Regions from separate parts of the Mus musculus genome. Here region 1 is linked to region 2. Evidence: chromatin loops called from intact Hi-C (ENCODE). Cell type or tissue: left cerebral cortex. All regions are shown on one strand. Links, peaks and the distances in the headings refer to the core of each region. The heading gives the core; the rest is flanking DNA. Region 1 overlaps Tmem131l (transmembrane 131 like). Region 2 holds the start of Tmem131l (transmembrane 131 like).

The links. Hi-C counts contacts between places; a loop is a spot of excess contacts. Peaks named below come from ENCODE experiments on the same cell type or tissue, not always from the same donor. Only the 100,000 strongest peaks of a DNase experiment are listed, where the experiment ranks them.
Region 1: it touches region 2 in a loop (3-fold over the local background); 1 of 42 quality-filtered maps calls a loop at or near these places.

What each region holds. Positions count from the first base shown.
Region 1 is chr3:83,913,261-83,918,633 of GRCm38, reverse strand. It overlaps Tmem131l (transmembrane 131 like), which reads left to right. Exons shown (of 35, transcript NM_172681.4): 27 at 5,246-5,370. Among named protein-coding and RNA genes, the nearest start is that of Tlr2, 74 kb to the right of the region's middle. In left cerebral cortex, for the core only: a CTCF peak has its summit at 2,677 (motif pointing left); DNase peaks (open chromatin) are centred at 1,376, 2,680 and 3,286.
Region 2 is chr3:84,038,018-84,043,390 of GRCm38, reverse strand. It overlaps Tmem131l (transmembrane 131 like), which reads left to right and starts at 3,230. Exons shown (of 35, transcript NM_172681.4): 1 at 3,230-3,414; 2 at 4,006-4,076. The coding sequence starts at 3,291. It overlaps Gm30352 (a long non-coding RNA gene), which reads right to left and starts at 3,170. Exons shown (of 4, transcript XR_867387.3): 1 at 2,480-3,170; 2 at 1,339-1,543. In left cerebral cortex, for the core only: CTCF peaks have their summits at 2,668 and 3,404; DNase peaks (open chromatin) are centred at 3,464, 3,920, 4,305, 4,765 and 2 more places; H3K4me3 peaks cover 2,442 bases; H3K27ac peaks cover 1,954 bases.

The DNA.
Region 1 (5,373 bases), core at 244-5,243, 120 kb after region 2:
TCCCTTCCTCCTCCTCCTCCCTCCCTTCTCCTTCCTTCTCTCACTTCTCTCCCTACCTGCCTGCCCCCACTCTCCAAGGCCTCCCATCCCACCTTTCCCCTCCACTGCCCAGTCACAGGTTCTAGCTTTTATTGACCAATAAATGGGAGAAGGTTCACATGAGATCCAGAGTATGTGATAGACTGCTTGTCCGAAGGCCACATCAGAATTCAAGCAGCATCAGGACCGCCCACAACATTGAGGTGTCATTGAGAGAAGGAAAATGTGGGCAAAGACTATTTGTCCTGTCAAGTTGAGATGCAATTACAGCAGACATTTTTAAATGAAAATGAGCCTGTAAACTTGTCCTGAGGAAACCAGGTGAATGACAACCCACCAAGTAGACGTGAAGGTTTAGGGTTGCAGAAGTTGCATTAAAGGTCTGTTATTGACATCGGCTTATTTTATATCCAGAACTAAAACTAAAACAATAAAACCAGATTGCAAATACTAAAAACCCTAGTAGATATAGTAATATCTAAGAGGTATTACTGAAGATAGAGTAATATCTAAAACACTTGGAAAGTGGGGATAGTCAAAGGCAGGTGGGAGGAAATTTTTACTGTGATCATTCCAGGTAGAGGGCAGTCTTGTGTGTGAGTCTGTTTGTCTGTCCCTGTGGCACTGAAGATCAAACCCAGAGCCTACGGATGATAAGAACCACTAGGATACACCCCAGCAATCTGTTTCTTAGCTGTCTTGTTTTGGAGACAGGGTCTCTCTTCATAGCTTTGGCTATCCTGAAACTCACTATGTAGACCAGGTTGGCCTCAAAATCTTTCCTCTGCCTCTTGAGTGCTGGGATTAAAGGCGTATGCCACAGTGTCTGGCCCTTAAAGAGATCTTTAATGACTAATATATAATGCAGAAAAAATGTTAGAAAGTTGATAATTCCTTTGGTTCTACTTTGGTTACTTAAAAAAAATTAGATTCTTATAAAATTGGACCATAATGTTTGATCTAAAAGGAACTAATTGTCTTAATGTCACCTTATCCATTTCCTGTCCTGTCACCTTATGTATGTGTAAGCCTACACATCTACCTCATGGAGAAATATTCAGAAGGAAGGTTTATGAGATAGTCAGTGAGCCTGGTTATTTCTATATTCCAGGCTGTTCAACCTTACATAAGAAGCATGACTCTTGCTTAAATTAAATGGAAGTACTGTAAATATGTAAACCATAGACATTTCACAGTGGATTTATAAAGGCACAGGAACGTGGATGTAATCAAGCAGCAAGACTAAGGCTGGCCTACAGGGTTCTGGAAAGCCCTGGAGGGAGTAGCATCTTGTACAAGCATAGCACACAGAAAGGTCAAAGAAGGCAGGCAGCAAGCACTGCAGAATCTCCAAAAGGACCCAACAGGGCCGACAGCTGGGAGTGTCTAGGGAGCCCATCTGGTTGAAAGGCAGGCACCCACAGGGAAACATGGGCAGGAAGGCTCTTGAGCTCTCCATATTGGGACTGCCAGGCAGGAGTTAGGAATAGGGGTTACCTCTATGGAGCTGGACCTGTAGTAGCCTGACTTTATTACTCAGAGTTCTCTATATACATATGCACATATGCATTATGTATGTATACATATATGTATTATGAATATATATGAACTGATAAAATGAGGATATGAATATATACACATGCATGCATATGTATACACATATATAGTATATGTTTATATTTAGACTGACTTACCAGATGTGGTCTATATAGTCCAACAAGGGCTGTGTCACAGTGCAGTCTGAGAATCCTGGAGTTGTTTAGTCCATGAGAGTGAATATCCCTGCTGTCCCAATCTAGTGCTGGGGTCCCAGAGGACTCCTTGACAGCTGCTGGTTTTCAGTCTGTGTTGGAATCCTGAAGGAGTTGAATTTAATACCGGGCATAGCGTCTGAATAGACGAATTCAGCAGCAAGATTGAGAGCAAGAGCTTCCTCTCCCCGTGTCCTTTTATGTGGGCTGTCATCGCAGGGCCCAGATTTAGGGGATGCTACCTAACGTGATCCAATCAAGAAAATCCCTCACAGGTGTGCCCAACTTCTGTGGCTTCAGTTGATCCCAGACGTAGGTCAGAGTGACAATCAAGGTCTGCAGTCACACTTTCTCTACGGCATGAGCAAAGGTGTGGCCTGAATCTAAGTACTGGGTGATGTAGGGGTGCATGCGAGGCAGAGGAACAGATGCAGGAAGGGACGCAGAAACCACGTTTTGGAGTTGAGTATGGAGCCAATGACGCCAAGGTTCCTGTGGTCTCATGTCGCCCTGAGAGGCAGAGGTGATGCTGCTGGCTCCCTCTGCCACACACATGTACCAGAACCCTACACCGTGCCAGATGAGCCTTGGGCCAGATGAGCCTTGTGTATGCTGCCCCTTCATTATGAGGTTTTTTTGTTTTTTGTTTTGGTTTGATATTTTCTCCCATTCATCTCAACCATCAAATCATTTGAGGACTTCACTGGCCCCTGATCAGTCCTGTGCCTGCATACACTCTGGGTCTGTGCAGCTTTCAGCCATCTGCACGCAGTGTTGGCAGCTTGCTTAGCAGACTGCAGGACCAAAGATTTGGGGAATTCAGAATGGACTTTGGGACCCAAGGATGTGCCCTTGGTTGCAAGGTAGATATTCTGGTGCCATCATGTGGCTGACCTTGGTCATTGCCTCGGTGTTTGTGTCCTGATTCCGTGGGTTTGTTCCTTCAGGTCAGTGGAAGCTTTCTGCACCACACTGTCCATTAGAGAGAGTCACTCAGGGAGCAGCCCTCGGTGAGCACTGTGTGCATGCAGTTTGCAGGGTTTTTTTCTTGCTCATTCTTAGTGCCTGACTTCATAGCTTCTATAAATCTGTTGTGCACAGACAACTAGCTCTCTCTGTTGACAAGGAGGGTGAAGACCTGGCTTGGAAGCCATAGACTAAGCCTTAGCTCTGGGTTTTTATTTTCTCTTAAATGCTTTGTTTGTTTGTTTGTTTTAGAAAAGCAATTTTGATCACAGAAACATTAAAAGGAAAGGGGGGAGAGATGTATTATGTATCTAAAATGTAATGTTTTTTGAATGAGATCTTTAGCTTTTTTTTAGTGTAAGATAGTTAAGAGTAACTATTACTGCGTGTATATGGAAGTTGTAATCCTGATTTTCTCATGTGGTTGAGTATTGAGTGGGAAGATGCTACTCCATCCTCCTTCTGCAGGCTGCCTCTCCTCTTCACTTCATAAATAACTCTGTGATGAATGATTCGTTCTGACTCACCGTGATGGCTGCAGGCAGGACTGACTGGTTCAGCTTCCTCATTGTCAGGCTGCCTTCCAGGAGGGTGACTCCAGGTGACTTTCTCCTGGGTGGCAGTTGAATGAGCTGGCCTCATTCTCCCTGAAGCATCATTTGTGTCAACAATCTTCTGTTGTTGGGTTCAAGGCCCCCACATGCTAATAAGCTCATGCCCTACCTCTGAGCTATACCCCTAGGCCAGTTAGCAAAATATTGGACATGTGATAGATGAGCAAGGGTGTTTGGTTTGGGGGTGTTGTTGTTGATTTGGGTGATGGGACTTGGATCCAGGACTACTTCTGGGTGGAAACAGTTGTGTTATCTTTTTATTTTATCTAGGGAAAGATGATTTTCCTCCACTTTGTACGTGTGTAAAGTTAAGTGGTAGAGGGAAGTTTTTTTTAAACACCCATCCAAAATCAGCATGGTTGGAACAAACCTCTCAGTTGTGCAGGCTGACAGTTTGTTCCAACCATGCTGATTTCTGAAAGGCAGACAAATGTTAGTGACCACTGACCAGCCCCCACTCTCTGACCCCATTTAAAGACCAACACTTGACCTGTGTTTGTTCTTGGACAGCAAGGCTTTAGTGCATGAGTTGACAAGCCTTTGTTGGCTCTTACAGTCAAGGTGGACACAGACAAAGTTCCCCCAGCAGCAATTAGTGACAAACAACGGTGATTGCTGGCAGCCGTGGTTCTGCCCGAGTAGTCTCTTCTGTGCCTGTCTGTGGACCATCAGACAGAAGCCTGGAGAACGGGTCTTTCTGTGTGGGACTTACAATATTTTTAAACACATTTAGAGTAAAAAAAAAAAATCATGTATTTAATATTGGGAGGATTAAAAGAATATAAAAAGAAAGCAAAACTCCATGGCCCCCCCTGCCTGTGTGACCTAAATTCTCTGCCTTTTCCTGTTACACATGCAGGAGGCTCTGATAGCCTGGACTGAGGACAAGTAGGGAATTGAACACAAGCTTCCCTCTTTCTCCTTCCAAGGCCCGTTAGCCAGATGTCTGTTAGCTTGCCAAGGGTTCCTCCTCTGATTTCTGGGCCACCACAAAGGAAATGAACTAACCTTTGCTTTGTTCACAAAAGAAGTCTAAAGCAATAGAGAAGCTCTGGTCCAGGGGTCCAGGGTCTCTGGTGTGGGGTACATCTTTGTATTTGTGAAGACCATGGAGGAGGCAAGTCCTTCCGAGCTGCAGGAGTGTTGTTAAGCCTGACTCTCTTTGCCTGTGCTCTGCTGAAGAGGGGAGTAGGGAAGGAGTGGGGGAGGGGTTGGCGCACACCCTAGAGGATGGGGAAGATGCGTTAAAGGACCTTAACTTAAGGGACCATCCCATGGCCACCAACTGAGCCTATGTATAGACCACACCTGACAAAGTTTTAAATGTGTGTCTATGTAGCGCATGTACCTGTAACTGTCAGTACACTGGATTAAGTTCTTCATAACCACATTTGCACATGAAACATGTTCTGACTTCATTTACCCAAGAAGCTGTACCTAGTTTAGAACATTCTCTGGTGGTCTGGCTGTTCGTGAAAAGTTCATTTCAGGCGAGTTAGAGTAGAGATGCAGCTCCTACCTTCCCGGGTCATTTGGATTCTGCTCGGGCAGTTGATTCAGTCAGACACCAAATGACCAAGTGGAGGCAGAAGGTTTAGCGCAGCCACCTGGATAGCACTGGCAGATCTCTCCCTCTCAGCCCCTTGGAGGTTTTATAAGCAACAATTACTTTTTCTTCTCTGTCTTTGGCAGACAGAGAAAGCAGAGACACAAGAATGAGAAAGAACAAAGCAGAGACAGAGAAAGGCCGGTCTCGAGTGTGCAGAGCCGAGGCGTTCTGGATGCAGACAGTTGGTCCTCCAGAGTTAAAGGCAGTCATGAGTTTCTCTTCAGATAGTGTCTTGAAAGCACAAATGTTTCCTTCCTCCTCTTCAGCAGGAAGATCCTTCCAGGAAGAGGAAGCTTCAGGAGAGGAGAGAAGGAAGCACACAAGCCCTCAACTGGAATAAAACCCGACCTTGTAGGAGAAACAAGAAAAGGGCCTCTGCCCAGGCCTCCAGGTA
Region 2 (5,373 bases), core at 248-5,247:
GGAGGGCCTTCTTTCAGGGCAGAGAATTCTTAATAATTGTACACACTGGAGGCTTCAGGAGGTAAGATGGGGTGAAGTTATAGCAAGTGGCTAATGAAGTAGCTCATCAGGTAAGGGCTATTACCTCTAACCATGACCCACAGTTCGGGTCCTGGGACCCACATGGTAGAAAGAAAGAATGATTTTATGGGCTATCCTTTAACTTCCACACATACAATCGCACCGACATACTCAATAAATAAATGTAAAAATAATTCTAAAAAAATGGTGTAGCAAAAAAAAAAAAAGTGCCTTTGAATCAAGGAATCAGTTTGCATACCAGGAATGTAGGTTTCGACCCTATTTGTGGGAATTTCCTTCTAGTCAGAGCTGAAGCTTAGATACCAGTGGCTTAGTGAAACTCTTGGTCTTATTTCATTGGGGTGAGGCCTAAGACTGATTGATGGGCCAGCAGAAGGTTGCTCCATGTATAGGAATTATTCCAAGGTTGGAATGATAAATGAAATGTTAATCAACAGCTAATTCACACATTTGCCTATTAGTATCAAATTTAACACTTTATAGGTATGCCACACCTCCACAATGGGAATAAATTGTAGTACAATTTCTAGCATTTCTTGAGTACCTAATGGCAGATGTTTAGCATGCCTTATCTCACCTCATCTCCACAGTACTTCCTGGGACTTAGCATGGCTAGTCTTCTCTAGATTAGGGTTGTTGGGTTTACCATTTGAGTCAAATTTATATAGGATGTGTCAAGATACAATTTGTGTATAGACTCGCTTTTCATCTGTACTCTAAAAAAAAAAAGTTAAAAAACATTGTTAACATCATGGATGTTTTAAAATAAGAACTGATATTGTCATTGTGGTTTTGTGGTGCTGAGGATCAAAGCCAGGGTCTTGTGAATGGGGCAAGGGTGGCGCTACTGAGCTACATCCCCAGCCTTCTTTTCCTTTTCAATGTTGAGGTAGAGTCTCATAAAGTTGCCTAGGTGGTCTTTACATGTCCTCTGCTGCCCCTAGGATGGCCTGGAGAGTTCTCTATTCTCCTGCCTCAGCACTGTTAACCAGAGTTCATAGGCCTGGGCCACTAGACAGAGTTGAGGGTGAGCTTTTTGTTACTGTGTTTTGCTTTTTGTTTTTAGTTTATGACATAGATTTAACAACAACAACAGAAGCTAAATAAAAAGAATAAAGATTTTCCTCAATTTCTCAGCTCTAACAGTCTGTGGCTCTGTCATTAACAGGGATAGCAGGAACACAGCACAAATACATAGGTGCTGTCTTTGGAAAACAATTTTACCTTGAAACATGGGAGCTGCTTATTGGACCATACCTTCCTGTTGCTCGTGAGTCAGCACGAAACATCCCTCCAGAGAAGGCCAAGTGGGTCAGATTTATCTAAGAAGACAGCTGTGTGGTCCTGGATCCTTCTCCAGTCTCGTGGCACTGCAGATACACGCTTCTGGCTTCGTGAATAACGGTCAGTTACCCACTTTGTAAAGAACCCAACACGGAAGTAGCAGTCTGCCCTGGAAAACCTTTGGTAGGAGAATAAATGAGAGCAGACTCAAATATGGCCTACGGTAATATTCCTCAGTCTTTTAAGTAGTTCTCTTTGAGAGTGTGATACTTTTTTAATGTGAGATTTTATTAGTAAAAAGGTAAAATAATTTAAAAATCGGTGGAGTTTTGCATCATGACTTTTAAATTATACCTGTCAATATTTGCTTGTTTTCTTAGTATGGGTTTAAAATTAATTAACATTAAAATTAACATTTAATATTTACATAATAAATAGTAAAAACTGAAACACCTAGTGTGGGCTGAAACATGTGTTGGTTTTGTGGTACTGTGACCTGAACCAAGAGCTTTGCATGCGATAGCCGGGACATACCATCGATTTTCTGAGACCCTTGAATGCAGTGAGGGAATTTCAGTATCCGAGGGGCAAATAGAAACCCAGAGAAGTGAAATGAAGAGGAAAAAAAGGGTCCAATGGGATAGGACAGGACATCCTTGCCAGGGATGCACCCAAGCAATCTGGGGGGGGGGGGAGTAAGAAATAATTGGAGCTGCTCAAGTTGGACAAAGCAAAATGACATTTCCATGTGGACATTTGCTTTTATCAAGTGTTAAGTATGGCAAAGAAATCAGGTGGTTTAACCTCATTTAGAGTTACATCCAGACAAAGAGATTAGGTTCACAGTATGGTATTATGAAGAGAGCATCCATCATTCATATTGTCCTTGACCAACATCTGACCTGCTATGAGACTACATTTTTTCCCATAGTCTAGACTGGAAGGCTCCAGAAGCAATTAAACAGAAGATCAATGTAAGCAGACAGGTGTACACCATCACTTCCTGAAGCTCACAGTCTCTGAGTTTCATACGAGCTACGTTTGCTGCACACAGCAAATCAACTTAAAAAAAAAAAAAACAGAGGCAGAAAATAAATTTCCAAGTATGACTTACACTACTTATTAATATTGTTAACTGGCAGGCGATCTGTGCCCTCCACTTCAACTACGTTTAGCAAGTGGCTGGCTCACTTTTGCAGTCTGATTCTGCAGGTCCATCTGCAGGGCTCTTGAAGGTCTAACCTAAGCTCTCCCACCTGTCAGGATTTGGACCGTCTCCACAGAGGGCGCTGAGCGCATTACCGCCACGCGGCGCTGAGGTCAGCCTCTCGGGTGTTGGGAGAGCTTTTTATTCTAAATTACAGACCTCGCAGCCACCGGATATCCTCGCTGCATAACAGGCAGTAGCTGTGCGGCTGCACTCGCGTTTCCTGACAACCACAGCAATATTTCCACTAATATCCTGTTCAAGGCCAAGCGCTGGGCTACGATTCATTCCCAGGACCCCTCCCCCCGGGGGGTTAGTGCCCCCACCGTGGCCCGGGTGTCATCGACAAAGAGAACCTCATGAAAGTTCACGACAACACCCTCTCCCCGTGGGCCGCGAGCCCCAGCCCCCAGAGTCAAGCTTCTGGGGGCCCTCGGGCACGTGCTGCGCGCTGTGAGCGTTCGCATTGTCTTCGTCCCTCCGCTCCCCGCCGCGTTCCATCCCCTTCTATCTGCGGAGCACACGCGCTCGGGAGCAAGCGGCGCGCCGGCGCTGAGCAGCAGTCCAACAGCTGCGGGGGCGGGCCCAACAGCGGGGGGCGGGCCCGGAGGCGGGGCGGGGCCAGGGCGCGGGGGCGGGCCCGGGGCGCGGCCTGGCGGCCGCGGCGCCACCAAACAAGAGAACAAGATCGCTGCGAGCGAGCGCGGCGAGCACCAGCATGGCGGGGCTCCGGCGCCCGCAGTCCGGCGCCTACCGCCGCACGGCCGCTGCCGTGAACCTTCTGCTGGGCGTCTTCCAGGTCCTGCTGTCCTGCTGCCGTCCGGGAGGGGCTCAGGGACAAGGTCAGCCCGTCGTCGGGGCTGGCTGTCCCCGCCGCCCCGCCCCCCCTTTCTTTTAGGGAACTGTTGAAATCTGTGAGGGTTCGCGGAGGAAGGGGACTCGGGCGGCTGGGGAAGACGGGCTGCTGCAGCCCTGCGACCGCAGCGTCCCCTCGGCGACTCTAGGCCGGGCCAGGAGCGGGCAGCGTGGGGCTCAGGGACCGCTAGCCGCGCACGCCCCGGAGCCTTTGTGCGCGGGCCCCTGCGCCCCGGGCGCATCCCCCGCTTTGTGTGGCGCGCGGGTGCCTCGCCGCGCCCGGCTTCCTGCAGCTTTGTTTCCCCCAGCCCGGTGGCTTGGGGGTCGCGCCGTGCTTGGTGCGGCGGCCTCATGCCCTGGTCTTGACCAAGCCCGCACGCCCTCATCTTCTGGACCCCGGGGTCCGGCTGGGCATTGTATTTGCATCCTCGGCTCACCCCTCGGGTGGCCTGCCCTGCGAGGGGAGAAGGAGACTTGTTTGGGGGCAGGCGGTTGGCACGAGGGGACGGGCGAGGAAACAGGAAGCGTTTCTTTGCCGTGCATTACAAACGCGGTGTGTTTTTTTGGTGTCCGTGCAGCGTTTGAGCCCTTGCCGAACGTGGTGGAGCTGTGGCAGGCAGAAGAAGGGGAACTCCTGCTGCCCACTCAGGTGAGGAGGACCGGTGACAGGGCGGGTGTGGGCGTGTGAGGGAGGAGAGGCCTGGAGGTTGCCGGCCTTCCCCCCAATGGCACAGGAGCGCTCGGGTCACTTTGCAAGGCAAATAAACGGTCGTGCCGAGCCTGAACACCTGGCAACGGTGGCTCTTCAGCCTGGCTCCCGCGCCATGTGACAGGGTGTGAGTCAGGGCCGCCCCAAGTTCAGAAGGTGGGTGTCCAGGCCACCTCAGCAGGGTTGTGTGTCTCACAGCCTTGCGCCTGGCTAGTGGCGACTTCCTTGGCTCGTTAGTGGGCCAGGGTGGGCGGAGGACTCGCTTCTGGGTCTCCACGGCTGTCTCTAAGCAGGCGGGTGTGGTGTGGATGGCAAGTGGCTGGAGGGTTGAACACAATGGGAATATTGATTTCATAAATGTTAGTGAGTGGTACTTTGCCATTAGCCTAAGTAGCTTTGGGATGAAGAAGTGACTTTAAAGGAGTATAATCTTGGAATTTCTCCAAATGTCTTTAATTCCTGTTAGAACACACCCACTTAAGAACCTGAATTTCAGGTTTTTTCACCCCCCTACGATGATATAATGATTACATGTGGAAAAATAATTGCTAACGTTTTATTGGGAATCTGTAGCATAGAGGGCTTCAGGCTGCAACGGATGTGGTACTGCAAAGCTTTTGTCTTGAATTGCATGTTTCAGTTATGCAAGAAATTCTCACTGACTTGCAAAAGGTACCCACTTACACATAATTTTGAAAACATAATCTTGATGACTGTTTTCACCAGCAGTGTAGTAGAGACCCCAAATGCATTTGGGGGGTGTGTGTTTGCAGTGATAAGAGAACATTAGGCTTGCCTGTTTAAATTGTTTATTGCTTCCCATGCTGGTAGCAGCATTAAAATCAGGATGTTGAATTCTAACTTCTCTGCAGTCTCAAGGTTTACTGTTCTCCCTCTCACTGAAGCGGCAACAGTGCTGGCTTTGAGATATTTGGAATATTCATTTTGACCAGGGCCAATGAATAACAGCTTACAGGCAGAGGTGATTTTTCAGAGACACTTCCCCAGATCTTTCAGGAAGGCCAGCAGGCTCCAGGAGACCCACCCTTTGAGAATAAGCCCTGCTAGCAAGTAGTCCTTTCTCCTAAATGTATATTCCCAAATGAATTTTTAACCCTTGATTCTAAATAATACATCTGTTTTGAAAAGAGAGGAAATAAAAACCAAAACCGGGGGAAAAAAAAACCCACAAAAAACAACAAAAGTCTCAAAGCCAAAATCAGTTGTAACTTTAACT